Linked DNA regions of Homo sapiens: regions 2 and 3 are each linked to region 1. A link is an interaction called in ENCODE POLR2A ChIA-PET data of the cell type or tissue named here. Cell type or tissue: A673. All regions are shown on one strand. Links, peaks and the distances in the headings refer to the core of each region. The heading gives the core; the rest is flanking DNA. Region 1 has its middle 19 kb from the start of YPEL5. Region 2 overlaps ALK (ALK receptor tyrosine kinase). Region 3 overlaps ALK (ALK receptor tyrosine kinase).

Region 1 (5,508 bases), core at 303-5,302:
GCTGGTGTCGAACTCCTGACCTCAAGTGATCCTCCTACCTTGGCCTCCCAAAGTGCTGGGATTACAGGCATGAGCCACTGTGCCCAGCATGATTGACTTTTTAAAAAGCCTGTAAAACCTTTGTAGTTTTTAAAAAAGAAGTCAATGCAAGTAAGCTCAGGTTATAATCTCTGCACCATCTCTGTTTCCAAGCAGGAACCCAAGGACACTGGTCTCCTTCCTGTACTCCCAGTTCTTAGTAGCCTTCCTCCCTTGTCCATTATATATAAAAACAAAAAATGTGAAATTCTAAATTTGTCTAGTTATATCAAGAACAAAAGTCTGGGTCAGGCACAGTGGATCACTCCTTGAATCTCAGCACTTTGGGAGGCCGAGGCAGGAGGATCACTTAAGCCTAGGAGTTGGAGACCAGCTTGGGCAACAAAGTGAGACCCCCGTCTCAAATTTTTAAAAATTTATTTTAAAAAAAGAAAGAACAAATGAAAGCCCTGAAAGCTGAGCAGAAGTTCTCCAGGAAGCATGCAAAGAATGGGTGCAAAACACAGGACAGTGGGCAGCTCTGGAGAGTGGCCCTCCACTGGCGTACCTGTGCCTGGTACATCACCACACCCTGGGATTAATCACTGCACTGTCCATAAGAAAGATTCATTACAATTATTGGTTAATAGGGTCAAAGAAAATCCCTTCTCTTTGGCAGTAGAGACCACATCCTCAAATTTGAAATCTTAACAAATTCAGTTTGTGGCAACATAGAACCGAAAGGACCTGGAGATTATGTAGCCCATCTCTCTCACTTTACAGACGAGGAATCCACAGCTTTGCGAGGAGTGATTAATCGTTGCAATCCCAGGTGTGATGCTAGAGTGATAGTGAAGTCTAAAGGAGCGGTTTGCCCTTCACGACTTGTCAGATGCCCATCTCTCTCTCTCTGACTTGTCAGATGCCCATCTCTCTCTCTCTCTCAGTCGGCTCAGGCCCCTCAAGAAGCAGATGCCAAGATGGGACTAGATGTGCCAGGGACGAAATGGAGGAAGCCTCTGGGAAGGACAGAGGGACATGAACCTCAGTAGGCCAAAGAGCCAGCTGCCTGCGATGTAGATCTGACACCTGTGGAAGCAGAGAGGGAGGGAAGGAGGACTGGGTAGGAGAAGCTTCAGACAATGGGGCAACCCCAAGAGAAGACAGCCTGTGAGCGGAATCCCGCATCAGGCAGAAATGGCACCCACTGCATGCTCAGGCATGGGGTGGGAGCGCCAGGGACAGTGTGACTCTGTGGCAGGTCTGTGCGGGAAGCTGTGCCCCCTGCAGCTGGTTCTTTTGGAGGGAGGTCTGAGGCCACCACACTCCATCTCTACTTCCTGTACCCATATTCTCCCTGCTGCATCCTCCACTGTGGGCCTGTTCCTATTATCCCCTTCCTACAGGTGCCTGATGCTGTGACCATGTTACACTCCTGGCCACTCTCCAGAGTTGCCCACTGTGCTGTGTTTTGCACCCATTCTTGGCATGCCTCCTGGAGAACTTCTGCTCAGCTTTCAGGGCTTTTGTTTGTTCTTTCTTTTTTAAAAATAAATGTTTAAAAATTTGAGACGGGGGTCTCACTTTGTTGCCCAGGCCAGTCTCCAACTCCTAGGCTTAAGTGATCCTCCTGCCTCGGCCTCCCAAAGTGCTGAGATTCAAGGAGCGATCCACTGTGCCTGGCCCGGACTTTTGTTCTTGATATAACTAGTCAAATTTAGAATTTCACATTTTTTTGTTTTATATATAATGGTATTTTTCTCACTACTGAAACCATCCAATATATTCATGGCACTTGCCTTCAGGGCATGTTCAAAGCTGTGTGCTTGTTCTAAAAATGTTCAGCCGAATCAAATGAGATTTCATATCTCTGTGTACCCACCATCCATATATATGCCCATCCGTCCATCTGTCTCTATTTCGCTCTGTTTCTACCTTTCTGTTTCTTCAAGCCTACTGTTGTCTCAATGTCTTACCCTTGTATGCAGTGTTGGAACACAAACTCCTATGTCTGGGGACACATTCTTTTCCACATTTTCACTATTGTCACAAACATGACTCTAGGAGAATTTTTAAAACCTAATGTCTGTGTTGAGAGTATGGGCAAACGGACAGAGTCTCATACTCTGTTGATGATGATATAAATTGGTGCAATATTTGTGGAGGGCAATGGGCAGAATCGATTACATTTTAAAATAGGCAAAAACTGTTTGGTCTTACATTTTCTACTTCTAGGAAATGAGACTAGAAATACATTGACACAAATAAATAGTTGTTTTCAGCAATATTTGTAATGTTGAAAGGAAAAATGTATATACTTCCACCATTATAAGAAATGATAAATCATGACACAGTCATTCAGTAGAATATTGTGTAGCCACTGATAGCAATAAAATACTGATATAGAAAAAATGCCCAAAATATATTGGATAAGAAAAGCATGTTGCAGGACTATGTTTAGTATAATTCAATTTTTGGTTTTAAAAATGTAAATTATATATAAAGGTAGATAGATATTTTAGGTTATGCAAAAAATCAGAGTAGGCTGGGTGCAGTGGCTCACACCTGTAGTCCCAGCACTTTCGGAGGCCAAAGCGGGCAGATTGCTAGAGCCCAGGAGTTCAAGACCAGCTTCGGCAACATGACAAAATCTCATCTGTATAAAAACAAAACAAAACAAAACAAAAATTAGCTGGGCATGGTGGCATGAGCCTGTAGTCTCAGCTACTTGGGAGGCTGAGGTGGGAGGATCGCTTGAGCTCTGGAGGTCAAGGGTGCAGTGAGCTGTAATCGTGACACTGCACTCTAGCCTGGGCCACAGAGCAAGACCCTGTCAAAAAATGCCCCCAAAAACAGAATCAGAGGAAAATATATCAAACCATTAATAGTATTTATCCAGAGGCAGTGTGTGTGTGGGTGGGGGGTATGGGAAGAGGGTGAAGGGAATGAGTAGGGTCTGGGTATCTTACAAGAAACTTTTTATATTATACACTTCTTTAATGCTTATTTTTCAACAAATATATATGTAATATTTTTTAAAAACTAAATTCGTCTTGAAAAATTATGGGACAAAATCACAACCAGTCTATGAACATTGATATAGTCAAGATAGAAAACATTTTTCCACAATCACAAGGATGACTCATGTTGACATTTATAGCCACACCCACTTCCCTCTCACTCTATTCCAGCTTTAATTCCTGGTAACTACTGATCTGTTCTCCATTTCAAAAATGTTATATAAGTGGAACCACACAGTATGTAACCTTTTGGGGATTAGCTTTTCTGTTCACTCGGCATAATTCTCTGGCTATTCCTCCAGGCTGTTCATGTATCATCAGTTCATTCCTTTTTGTTTTATCCTTCCTTCTTTCCTTTCCTTCCTTCCTTCCTTCCTTCCTTGCTTCCGTCCTTCCTTCCTTCCTTCCTTCCTTCCCTCCTTCCTTCCCTCCCTCCTTCCTTCCCTCCCTCCCTCCTTCCTTCCTTCCTTCCTTCCCTCCTTCCTTTTTTTTTTTCTTTGAGAGGATCTTGTTCTGTCGCCCAGGCTGGAGTGCAGTGGCGCCATCTTGACTCACTGCAACCTCTGCCTCCTGGGTTCAAATGATTCTCTTGTTTCAGCCTCCCAAGTAGCTGGGATTATAGGCGTGGGCTGCCAAGTTCATTCCTTTTGGTTGATGAATAGTATTTCATGGTATGGATGTATCACAGTACATGCAATCATTTGTCGTTGATGGCCATCTGTGTTGTTTCCAGTTTTTGGCTCTTATGAATAAAACTGCTTTAAGTATTCATGTACGGGTTTTTTGTGAACATGCTTTGCTACCCCTGTGGGACGTATGCCCACATATGCAATTGCTGGGTCATATGGTAGCTGTGTGTGTGTGGTCTTCTAGTCCACAAACCAGGTATGACTCTCCATTAATTTAGATCTTCTTTGCTTTCTTTTGTCACTATTTTGTAGTTCCAGCATACTAGTCTTATGTTTTCTTAAATTTGCACCCCTTAAGCATTTTATTTTTTGAATAATTATAAATAGCACTTTTTTTTTTTTTTGAGATGGAGTCTCACTCTATCACCCTGGCTGGAGTGCAGTGGCATGATCTCGGGTCACTGCAACCTCTGCCTCCTGGGTTCAAGCAATTCTCCTGCCTCAGCCTCCCGAGTATCTGGGATTACAGGCGCCCACCACCACGCCTGGCTAATTTTTTTGTATTTTTAGTAGAGATAGGGTTTCACTATGTTGGCCAGGCTGGTCTTGAACTCCTGACCTCAGGTGATCTACCTGCCTCAGCCTCCGAAAATGCTGGGATTACAGGTGTGAGGCACTGCACCTGGTCAGTATTCTATTTTTTAATTTTAGTTTTCACATTTATTGCTAGTATGTAGATGTATTAACAATGATTATATTGATTTTTGAACACTGAACTAGCCTTGCATCCCTGGAATAAACCTCACTTGTTCATAGCATGTAATTCTTTTTTTATATTGCTGAATTGTTTTTGCTAATATTTTGGTAACGATATTTGCATCTATATTCATGAGGGATATTGGTCTGCAGTTTTCTGTTTTTGTACTGTCATTGTTTGGCTTTGGTATCAGGGTATACTACCTTCGTAAAATTATTTGGGAAGAATTTCCTCATCTTCTATTTTATGGAAAAGACTGAATAGAATTGGTGCTAATTCTTTAAACTTTTCATAGAATTCTCCAGTGAAGCCATCTGGGCCTGGAGATTTCTTTTTTGGGAGTTTTAAATTTTTACTTGGTAATCATAGGGCTATTCAAATCATATATTCCATATTGGGTGAGCTGGGGTAGTTTGCATTTTTTGAAGAATTGATCCTTTTCATTTCAGTTGTCAAATTTATGGATGTAAAATTGCTTATCATATTCTCTTATTATCTTTTTGATATATGCATGGTCTGTAGTGATATTTCCTCTTTCACTCTTGATATTTGTATCTTTTCTTTTTTCTTTGTCAGTCTTGCTAGAGACTTGTCCGTTTTACTGATCTTTTCAAATAACCAACTTTCTCTTTTATTGTTTTTTCCTATTGTTTTTGTTTTCAATTTACTGAATTCTGCTCTTATCTTTATTATGGGATTACTTCTACTTGTTTTGGTGTTTGTTTTTCTATCTTCTTTCTCAGTGTTCTTAGGTGTGTAGCTAGATTATTGATTTTAGGCTTTTTCTCTTTTCTATTAGAAGTATTTAGTGCTAAAAAATTTCTTTTCAGTGGTGTTCTAGTGGTGTCCCACAAATTTTGGTATGTTTTATTTTAACTTTTGTTCAGTTCAGTGTATTTTTACAATTTCCCTTGAAACTTTCTCTTGGCCCAGGAGATATTTAAAAGTTTGTTGTTTAGTTTCCAAGTGTTTGGAGATTTTCTGTTTTTCTACTATTAATTTTTAGTTTGATCCCATTGTGATCAGAGAATATACTCTGTATGATTTCAATTCTTTTAAATTTGTTGAGTTTTTATTTTTTAAA
Region 2 (5,508 bases), core at 204-5,203, 380 kb after region 1:
AAATACAAAAATTAGCCGGGCATGGTGGCGCGTGCCTGTAGTCCCAGCTACACAGGAGGCTGAGGCAGGAGAATGGCGTGAACCCGGGAGGCGGAGCTTGCAGTGAGTCGAGATCGCGCCACTGCACTCCAGCCTGGGCGACAGAGCGAAACTCCGTCTCAAAAAAAAAAAAAAAAAAAGAAAAGAAAATAGCAGAAGTCACAAATGCATTGAATACACGTAAGCTACCAAACATCATAGCCTAGCCTAGCCTACCTTAAACGTGCTCGGAACACTTACACAAGTTTATAGTTGGGCAAACTCATCTAACACAATGCCTATTTTATAATAATAAAAATAAACAAAAAAAGGCAAAATTTAAAATATGGTTTCTACTGAATGCACATAGCTTTTGCACCATCATAAAGTCAGAAGATCATTAAGTTATGCCATCATAAGTTCAGAACGTCTTTGTAGAGTACAGGTAAGGTCTTTGATGACAGACAGACTCAGGTTAGATGATGTTAGCTTTGTGCTATTATCTTAGCTTCCTGAGCCTCTATTTCCTTACCTCTAAAATGGGGATAATACCTCTACCACTCCGGTCTCAAAAATGTTAGCTACAATTATCATCATTGTTGTTTTATAGTCATCCTTAACCAGTATCTCTAGGGTTTATGTATATTTTCATCACCACTAATTAGTACTTATTGGTTGAACAAGAGGACAGAATACTTGAGCTGGGAACTGTCCCTAAAAATCTAGAACATGAAGACGTGGTGGACACTTGCTTTGCTTCTACTGTGCCTGGCAACATGTCACCTCATGAAAGGTGGTCACTGCCTCAGAATTGTCCCTAAGTTTCGGTAAAATGGTGCTTCATACAAGCAGGAACCTGAGAATTGGGATCCTAGGCTGCCTCAGAAACTAGTTACCTGGTGTTATTCATTAACTCAGAGTAGCAGAAGGCAAGAGGAACAGAAAGTGCAGTTATTACTTGGGATTACAAGAAGCTGAGATGCTCACACTCCATAAACACACAACTCAACGCCTTTCCCATCCCCGAGACCATGGGGCAGGCAGAACCCAAATCAAACTAGTCACGGGCCACATAACAACATTTCAGGCAATGAAGGACTGCACATACATCAGCGGTCTCATAAGCTTTATAAGGAAGCTGAAAAATTCCTATCGCGTGCTGAAGTCATAGCCATCGTAATGTCCTAGCACAATTAATTTTTTTAAAATAAATTTAGTGTAGCTTAAGTGTACAGTGTTTCTAAAATGTACAGGAGTGTACAGTAATGTCCTAGGCCACCCTCACTCACCACTCCTTACTGACTCACCCAAAGCAACTTTCAGTCCAGGCAAGCTTCATTCGTGGTAAATGCCCTATACAGGTGTACCATTTATTATCTTTAATGTTTACTGTAACCTTTCTTTCTTCTCTTTTCCCTCCCCTCTCCTCCCCTTCCTTTTGAGATGGAGTCTTGCTCTGTTGCCCAGGCTGGGGTGCAGTGGCTCAGTGTCGGCTTACTGCAACCTCTGCCTCCTGGCTTCAAGCGATTCTCCTGCCTCAGCCGCTGGAGTAGCTGGGACTACTGGCGCAGGCCACCATGCCCTGCTAATTTTTGTATTTTTAGTAGAGATGGGGTTTCACCATGCTGGCCAGGCTGGTCTCGAACTCCTGACCTCATGATCCACCCACCTTGGCCTCCCAAAATGCTGGGATTACAGGCATGAGCCACAAGCCACCACGCCCGGCCTCTGTCATTCTCTTTCTTTCTCTTTCTCTCTTTCCCTCCCTCCCTCCCTTTCTTCCTTCCTTCCTTCCTTCCTGCCTGCCTGCCTTCCTTCCTTCCTTCCTTCCTTCCTTCCTTCCTTCCTTCCTTCCTTCCTTCCTTCCTTCCTTCCTTCCCATTCTGTTCCGTTACACTCCACTCCACTCAAGCAATCAACCTGACCTCAAGCAATCTTCCCACTTCAGCCTCCCAAGTAGCTGGGACTACAGGCATATGCCACCATGCCCAGCTAATTTTTTAATTTATTGTAGAGATGGGGTCTCACTATGTTGCCCAGGCTGTTCTCAAACTCCTGGGCTCAAGGAGTCCTCCCACCTTGGCCTCCAAAGGTTCTTGAATTATAAGCATGAGCCACTCTGCCCAGCTTAGTACCTTTTCTATATTTTAATATGTTTAGGTCACAAATACCATTGTTATACAGTTGTCTACAGTATTCAGTACAGTAACATGCTGTACTGTGGCCTGGTTTGTGGCCTGGGATCGATAGGCTATACCATATAGCCTAGGCATATAGTAGGCTACCATCTAGGTTTGTGTAAATGCACTCTGTGATGTTCACACTGTGATGAAATCATCTAATGATGCATTTCTTAGAACAAATCCCCATCGTTAAGCAATGCATTACTATACTTCTCGAGTCCCATGCAATCATGCCCTCGGCGGATGTGCTGTCTGTCTGGGGCAGCTGTTCTCTGCCTGCTGCCTCTTTCCTGAAATGCATCTCTAGGCTGTTCCTTCCTGGCAGGGAGCCCTCATTAGCCTTCCTGGCTAATGCTGCTCTTGAGATAATGACATGAACCTGCTTTCAAGGGTCTGGAGTGTTTTAGGGGAGGAGCACTGCACTTCTGATTACCATAGGTCCAGGTAGAATGTGTTCCTATTCCGTGGAACAGGAAGACTCAACTCATTTCTTCTCTCCCTGTCTTGATAAATTTGGGGAAGATCTCAATGAACAAGTGTCTCTCTAGTTTCCATATATTATAGATAAGCTGTTCGGCTAAACTGAAGTTGCCTTATGTGGGCTAATAAATGGCTGGGCTCAGGGGGTTGGAGATGCTGTGGGCTGTGGGGGAGCCATGACCTCCTTTGCTTTGGGGACTGAGAACGATGGGCCCACCGCCCTATGGAGCAGCTTCCCTCCTGCTCAGCAACTGTTAGGCCTTTCCTTGGGTTTGGGCCTGAGGTCTTCCCTGTCTGAGACCCCTGGGTCTAGTTGGTCAGCAGTCCCACATGTCTCTCTGGGGTCCTAAGAATATTTATTTAAAACTATTATCTATTCAGGATTAAGGGGCCTTTCCTTTGGAGTATTTGTTCTCTGAGTGGGTGCTTAGCAACTGAAGTGCTGTTTGTAAAAGACATAGGTTGGTGTCCCCAAGCATTTCATAATGAGTGTGGGTTGAAAAGCTCCTCTGGTGATTTTTAAAAGGTTACCTTTCATCTATATCACAGGTTCTCAGAGCATGACCTCCAAACCACCAATGTTAGCATTTCCTGGAAAACTGGTTAGCAATGTGAATTCTTGGGCTCCACCCCAGACCTACTGAATCAGAAACCCTGGGGACTGAGGGCAGCTCTTTGAGCTTTAATAAGCCCTCCAGGTGACTTTGATGTGCCTTGGAGTTTGACAGTCACTGTCCTAAGTGGTCAGGAGGCGTGGATGTCAGGTATTTCTCTTCTGTAACAGGCCAGAGGACACACCTTCAGTATGATCATTCAAGAGATATGTTAGTATCTCTTACTTTGGGAGGCCAAGGCAGGTGGATCACTTGAGGTCAGGGGTTCAAGACCAGCTGGCCAACATGGCAAAACCCCATCTCTACTAAAAATACAAAAATTAGCCAGGAGTAATGGCTCGCGACTGTAATCCCAACTACTTGGGAGGCTGAGGCACGAGAATCGCTTGAACCCAGGAGGCAGAGGTTGCAGTGAGCCTTGATCGTGCCACTGCATTCCAGCCTGGGTGACAGAGTGAGACTGTGATTCAAAAAAAAAAAGTGATATGTTAGTATCTCTTAAAGTACCATCGACTAAGCGCCTTCTTCTGAATCACTGAGGGATACCTATTAAATATGTATACACTATGGTCCCATTTCAGTTTTTCTGAATCAAAACCTTTGAGGTTGGTGACCTGGGATTGTGTCTGTTCAACATGCTTCCCACGGGCTTCTTTCACCCAGTGAATTTTAGAAATAACCTTCCTATTCAATGTATAGTGTTTGACCAGCGGCATGTTCATCACCTGGGAGCTTGTTAGAGATGCAGAATTTTAGGCTCCACCCCAGACACTTAATCAGAACCTGCATTTCCAATATGATCACCAGGTGATTCATACACACATTAACATTTGAGAAGCATTGCCAAGGGCCATATGCTTAGAGCACTTGCTATGTGTGGGCTGCTGATTCATAGTTTAGTCAACACACCCTTGAGTAGAAAGTGTCATTCTAGGGTAGACCAAGGGCTCTTAAAAAAGTACTAGTGTCCCATGGGTCCTGACTCAGACATCCTGGAGCTTGTCCAGGATGTGATTAACAGGGTAACAGATGTCTTTGCAAAGCACTGGAGAGCTGATCCACACCTAACGAGTGTCACATCAAAGGCACCATGTGGATCTCTTGTTGTGGGTCTTGCAACCCCTTTAAGAAGGGAAGTCCACTTGACCGCCCTTCCAAACTGCTTTTTTGTTTTCCCAGAGGAGACAGGTAGGCAATCTCATCAGCTTAGATGATACCTAGCTCAGAGAAGCAGAGATTTAGGATTCACATGACTCATTCTTTCGTTGCTAGTTAGTTTTATGTAGCTTTCCAGAAAGGTCTGCCCACTGTCCTTTATACCTTAGTGTGAGTTGAGGTTAATTTATCTTTCCTTTGGACCTTGCCACTTTAGAAGGGAAAGCTTGACAATGTGTGCCATGACAGGCTCTAGACTTCCATCAAAGGAACTTTAGGCATCAAAAGCAGATGAAAAGGTATTGGATTTGGTGGTGGGGGAGGGGCTTTCTAGGAACCCACAAGAAATTACTGACTTGTTTCTCTTTTATATTTCTGGGAGGAAAATGATTGGGCCAAATGGTCTCTGGGGCTCTTTCCATTACTGGAAATTCTTTGGAGTATTTATTGAGCATTCACTCTGTGCTAGGTCCTGTGCTGGACATTGAGGGGATAAAAATGTAAACTGATGCTTCTACCTGTCTCCCAGGATGGGGTGGGAAGGGAGACAGAGACATCAGCCCCTCTCTGAGGTCCAAGAGATGCTCTCCTCCTGTCACTCCAAAACCGATGTATCCTGATGGTAACTCAATAGTAAAGGAAACTTCCATTTTTATTGGTGTGAGTAAACTCATTCATTCATTCATTAAACAATTATTTTTTAATGTCTCCTACCTGTAGACAATTGTTTCTGAAATTTGTTTTTAGATTTGAATATGAAAATGATCTTTCTTAAGAGCACCTGTTTCAAAGATAAGTTTGTAAACTTTCAGACTAGTTGGAACATATTGTTGTGAATAAAGCCCTGATTAGAGGAGAAGAAATGGGCTGTTTTCCCTCTAGTTTTCCATAGGACAGTTTGAGAGAGGTCAAGCTGGAGTTTTAATTGAGGAGGGCTTTTCCATCAGTCAGCACTGGCCACTCATGAAATAGAGTGACCTCCCCCACTCAACAAACACACACACTTGGAACTAGTGAAGGAAAGGTCAGATGTCATTGCCAAGGGCTTTGAGAAGGGA
Region 3 (5,508 bases), core at 109-5,108, 280 kb after region 1:
GACATCAGAATTGAAGTCCCACTGTACTGCTTAGGTGGTTGGGAAGAAAAGCCTCCCCACTTCCTCCTCCCAGAGGCACTAAGACCTATTCACACCCGCTGCCCCTGATCCCCCAGGGACCCTGGCAGCTGCGTACCGAGCCTCACCAGCAGCCAAGAGAGCACTTTTTGGATACTTGGAAATCCCTGCCACTTATGGGGGGATTTAAGTCCAGCTGGCTCCCTAGCTGGGCCTATTTTTTGGAGCCAGAAGTTTGTCTCGCCACTAGACAATGAGCGTATCAAAGCTGAGACTCTTTCCCATCTCTGCTTCTCCTTCTTACACCTCCCCCACCCTCATCCTCCTCTCCTTCCTCCTTTGCTTCATCTTCCCTCTCCTTCTTGTCCTCTTCCTACGCTCTCTCATTTCTCTTCTCCTTTCTCTCTTTTTTTACCCCTTCCCCTGCCAATGTTTTCATCATTGAGCACAGTGCCTGTCATGGAACACCATTCTATAAAGTTTATAAACGAATGAATGAATGAATGAATGCCATTCTTTGGCTTCAGAGGAAAATCCACCTATTTTCCCGTTCTTTTTTCAATCTAGGGCTCTTGGAACTAGATTGTCATGTTCACCTTTCTGTCTTTTTCATTATTCCCTGAAAGCACAAACTCAATTTAGGCTTTAGTGAAAAATGAAGAGCATTAGACCAACCTTTTAAAATTGCTTGGTCAGTACTTCCTGCTTGTCTGTACTTCACAACGCTGTCATCACGGGGTAATTATAACATTAAGTATGTACCTGATCAGCAAGTTGCTTTTATTAAAATCCCCTGTTGGTTTCTAGGCATCTCATAGCTCCTGGGGCATTTGTTCAACTCCTTGGGCCTCAGGCAGTTTCATCTCCAGTGCAGATAGGAGCCCAGGTCCAGAGGTCCTGGGTCAACACGTCCCTACCACCACCCTATTCCCCGACTTTCCTGATAGTACTTTTGCCAACTGTGTGGTGAGCAGCTCATTATGGTCACCTCTAGAAGAAGGGGCTGCCTATTCATAGATGAGAATACCGAGGTATCGTGGAGGGAAGGGAGGAGCCCCTGGGAACACGGCTTCTCTTGGCAATCCCTAAACCACATCCAACCCACAGTGAGATTCCTCTCTGTGTTTTTGCTGGTGGAGGCCACCTGGACCTCCTTTCACGTTTCCCTGCAGGGGTGATGGCAACTGTGGCAGGGCCATTTTTTACTTTACAAGCTCCTTTTTACGTGTGTTTACAAATTCTATAGCTCAGCAAGATTCTAGTTCTGGAGTCAGACAGATCTGCTTATAGGTGCGGGCCAAATAACCTGACTGTTCTGAGCTGTGTTTTCTCTGCTGTAAAATGGGAATAATAATAGAACCTATCTCATAGAATCTCTGGTGAGCATCAAAAGATGTATGTAAAAGGCTTCACATAGATCCTGGCACATGGTAAACACTCAACAAGTGTGGCTAATATGATAATAGTAGTGCTACTTAGCAGTTATCCAGTAAGGAAGTTGCCAGACTTTTGACAATCTCTGGAGGAGGATGGTATTGCTTTCTTGCAGTTTGAAAAATCTTTCAATGCCCGGGGGAGGAGGTGGACTTTGGTACAGCACTGACCAGAGTCTCTACCACCAAGTAGACTCCTCTGCTTTATAAAAGTTATAAGCAAGAACTCATTGAGAGCATTCATTCACTCAAGAAATGTTTACATGCCTGCTGCGTGCCAGGCTCTAGACAAGGATCATCCTAGACAAGGTCTTGTTCTCATGGAGCTAATATTCTTGAAAGGAAGACAGACAATAAGTGTGTAAATAAATGGACAAGGCAATTTTATATAGTGATGAGTATTGTGAAGAAAATAAAACGGGGTTCTAGGACAGTAGGAAATTTGGGGAGGGGTGCTGTTGAGTTCCAGTGGTTAATAAAGGAGCCAGTCAGCGTGAACTGGCTATGCGGTCAGGTGGGGGGGCAAGTGCCAAGGGCCAGATCCTAGAACCAGATCCTAGAACCAGCGTGGTGTGTTCAAGAAACAGACAGGAGTTCAGGGTAACTGGCCTGGGAGAGGCCAATTCCAGGTGAGATCAGAGAGATTGGCAGGGCCAGATTATGAGAGCCTGCTGATCACAGAACATCACACTCCCAAGCCCAAAACCAGATTTCTTTTTTATAACCATGGGCCAGATGTATGGGCCACACTATAGCACTATATGATATAGACCAGACCACTGGAAAAGGCTTCCTTCATGAGGCAGGATTTAGTATGAACCTTGGATGGGAAATAAAGTTGTGCATTGTGCTACAGAGAACCCTGGCATGAACTGGAGCACAGACACTTTTTAAGAGTGCTGTGGAGAGTCACAGTTCCCAGAATCTGTCTTGGAGCACCAGCACCCAAGAGGTGCTCCTCAACCAAAGGTTTCTGGGAGTCTTCCAAAAGTTTGGGGAAATGGTAAACTAGATTTTATTCTCCAAGGTTAAAAAATGTGTCCGGGCACAGTGGCTCACACCTGTCATCCTAGTACTTTTGGAGGCTGAGGCAGGTGGATCACCTGAGGTCAGGAGTTTGAAACCAGCCTGGCCAACATGGTGAAATCCTGTCTCTACTAAAAATACAAAATTGGCCGGTCATGATGGCACATGCCCGTACTCCCAGCTACTTGGGAGGCTGAGGCAGGAGAATCGCTTGAACCTGGGGGGTGGAGGTTGCAGTGAGCTGAGATAGTGCCATTGCACTCCAGCATGGGTGACACGAGCAAAACTCTGTCTCAAAAAAAAAAATGTCGTTAAAGGTTGAGGAAGCCTTGCAGCAAAGACACCTGTCTCACCTTTTGTAATCCAACATGTCCCAAGCTTACTTAACCGTGAAACCTTATTTATTTACAGAGTCCCTATTAACATCCCCCAGAATTAAAGTGCCAGGGAACACCCTTTGGGAATCACTGTTGAAGAAGAAGCCAGGGTTTGTGTGAGCCTGAGGGATCAGTAGCATCTGTGATTCAGCACTTGTGCCCGTGATAATTCATGGTGATGATCCCCTCCAGTGACTCAAATCATTGAGTGTCAACTGTGCCTATGTTAGCCCTGATCCACTTGCTTTATTTTCATTTTGCTAGCAGGACAAGGGAGTGCCTGGAGACAGGAAATGAGTAAACTCACATCCATAACCCCCTGGGACTGGGCTGAGACTGGGTTGGTTATGAAAATGCTCTTGGGCCTTAGACGACAGCCCCGGAACCCCCAGTGATAAGCTTCTCAAAGAGTTGAGGTCCACAGCCTGTGAGGAGCCTTTCTGTAGGATGAGCAGTGTGTGTACTGTGTGTGTGTGCCTCTGTGTGTGTGTGTGTGTGTGTGTGTGTGTGCAGGGGGGTTATCAGGGTGAAGGTGATTGCATTCTCAGCTCATCTCTGCTGCTAGCAACATCAAACACATACTTTTAAACTTTTGGCTCTAATTTCCCTGCTGATGACAGTAAACCTTAGTTTGTCAGTCACTTGGATGGATCTGGGTTGGTTTTCGGCTCATGAATCGTAGAAATGGAAGTGACGTAGTAAGAAATCATCCAGTCTCCAGTCTCCTCCCCTAAGAACCAGGACAATGGTTCTAACCTTCAGAAGATTGTGAACTCCTTTGGGAATCTAATAACAGCTATGGACCTAACCCCAGAGAAAAAGCACAAATGGAGATTCAAGTAACATTTCACCTACTATATCAGAGGTTTACAGGCCTTTTTATGTCCTTGGTACCCCTTATGTGTGATATGGTTAATAACTGTTCCTTGAATACCTATTTAAATCCTGTTGTTCATTGTCTCACCTTGCTCTTAGGATAAGGTAAAATATTCCCTAAAATGGCACACGAGGTACATGATCTGCACCTGCTCCCCACTGGCCCCGGGGGGCACTGCTCATTCTCTCTGCCCCCATCTGCTGCTGGTCTAGCCACGCAACAGCACCTCTGAGAGTTCTTGCTCTTACCCACCCCTGCTTTCCACAAGGCATATGCATGCGTTGTTTTCTTTCCCTAAAATGTCTTTTTTCCTTTGTTGTCCAGACAACTCCTTCTTATCCTTCAGATAGCAGTTCCGGGGTGACTTCCTCAAGGAAATTTCCTTCACCTCCTTTTCCAGAACTTATACAACAGATCATCCATTCTATGCCCTTTACCAAGTCCTATATGTCAGATTATCCATCCTGTATTCTCATAGCACTGTAGACGTTTCTTTCAAAAGCGTATGTCACAGTTGAAATTTACCTCTGTTTTTGAGATTAATTAATTAAGGCCTGGCTTCCCCCACTAGACAGCAAGTTTCATGAGGGCAGGTGCTGGATCTTTGGTGCCTAATAATGTGCTCAGCATACAGTAAGTGCTCAGTAGTAACTTCGCGTAGGGTGAGAGTATGATCATTGATTATGAATGCTCCCTATATATCAAAGCAACCCATTCCATGGTCCCAGAGATTTTGTTCTGTTAACTTCTGGTTTTGAAAAGTGACAATTTTTTGCTTGCATCCATTTTACTGACAAATTATGGGAGGTTTTGTCCTTTAAGTAAATCAATGACCACTTTGGTCTTTGCAAAGCTGTTGGCCAGGGTTCTACAATAGAAATCCCCTTCAATGAATTCAGCGTCAGGCAGAACTTGGACATCACTCTGCCCACCCTCAGGCTGCAGGAGTATATGATAACCATATCCATCAGCAGCCATCCATATGATCACATTTACATTTCTGTCCTTTCATAATTCCTGCCATCATTCCTGCCTCCCTTTCTTCTTTTCTTCCTCCTTCCTTCTTTTCTTCCAGCAGTTGCACAGGTACCCTCGCAACCTAAGTAGAGAATGTGACACACACGCACACCATACACACACACCACACACACAACTCTTGGAGGAAATTTTATGTGTATATGTGTGCCCCGTATGTGGGAGTAGGTGTAAAGTAGGGCAAAATTTCACTACCAATAATTCTGATTCATAGTTGAAATTGACTCTGCATGGTAGTGGGGCACCGAGACCCCTTCTAGCTGGTGGGTCTTTTCCCCTCATCCCCATTGATATTCCCCTCCTCTCCATGAACACAACCTAATATTGGTATTACTGAAGTCTCAAGCCCCAATATTTTTCTTACCCAATCACCCTTACCTGCTCACTCTGCCCCTGCCATTTGGTCCAGCTGCGTTCTGGGGACTTCATACAGTGGGGAGAACCTCACCTCACAAGGATGAGAAGCTGTGGGCATTCCCTGTTCTCATTTCCTCTGTCCTTTATGCTAGAGCATTTGCTCCAACCTCCACTTCCTTTCAGTATCCTGCCACAGAAACATCCGAGGAAGATGGGAAGCCTATAGTTTCCCACCTGCAACTCATTTCCCCACCTGCAAGAGAGGAATGTTGGTGGAACCAGGTGCTGGAATGGATGTTTGCGCAGCCCCAGGAGCTCAGTACACACTACTGTTGTTAGGTCTACACAGTCCAATGCAGGCACATGACAAAGCTGCTCTGATAGA

Evidence for each region. Peaks named below come from ENCODE experiments on the same cell type or tissue, not always from the same donor. Only the 100,000 strongest peaks of a DNase experiment are listed, where the experiment ranks them.
Region 2: POLR2A ChIA-PET joins it to region 1 with 10 read pairs; 1 of 35 experiments calls an interaction of 5 or more read pairs at or near these places.
Region 3: POLR2A ChIA-PET joins it to region 1 with 12 read pairs; 1 of 35 experiments calls an interaction of 5 or more read pairs at or near these places.

Annotation. Positions count from the first base shown.
Region 1 is chr2:30,125,411-30,130,918 of GRCh38, reverse strand. No RefSeq gene overlaps it. Among named protein-coding and RNA genes, the nearest start is that of YPEL5, 19 kb to the left of the region's middle. In A673, for the core only: no CTCF peak of the experiment used is centred there; DNase peaks (open chromatin) are centred at 3,258 and 3,698; H3K4me3 peaks cover 373 bases; H3K27ac peaks cover 5,000 bases.
Region 2 is chr2:29,747,020-29,752,527 of GRCh38, reverse strand. The region is part of intron 1 of ALK (ALK receptor tyrosine kinase); the gene reads left to right. Among named protein-coding and RNA genes, the nearest start is that of ALK, 170 kb to the left of the region's middle. In A673, for the core only: no CTCF peak of the experiment used is centred there; DNase peaks (open chromatin) are centred at 1,857, 2,487 and 4,267; H3K27ac peaks cover 1,286 bases.
Region 3 is chr2:29,842,716-29,848,223 of GRCh38, reverse strand. The region is part of intron 1 of ALK (ALK receptor tyrosine kinase); the gene reads left to right. Among named protein-coding and RNA genes, the nearest start is that of ALK, 76 kb to the left of the region's middle. In A673, for the core only: no CTCF peak of the experiment used is centred there; DNase peaks (open chromatin) are centred at 123 and 3,133.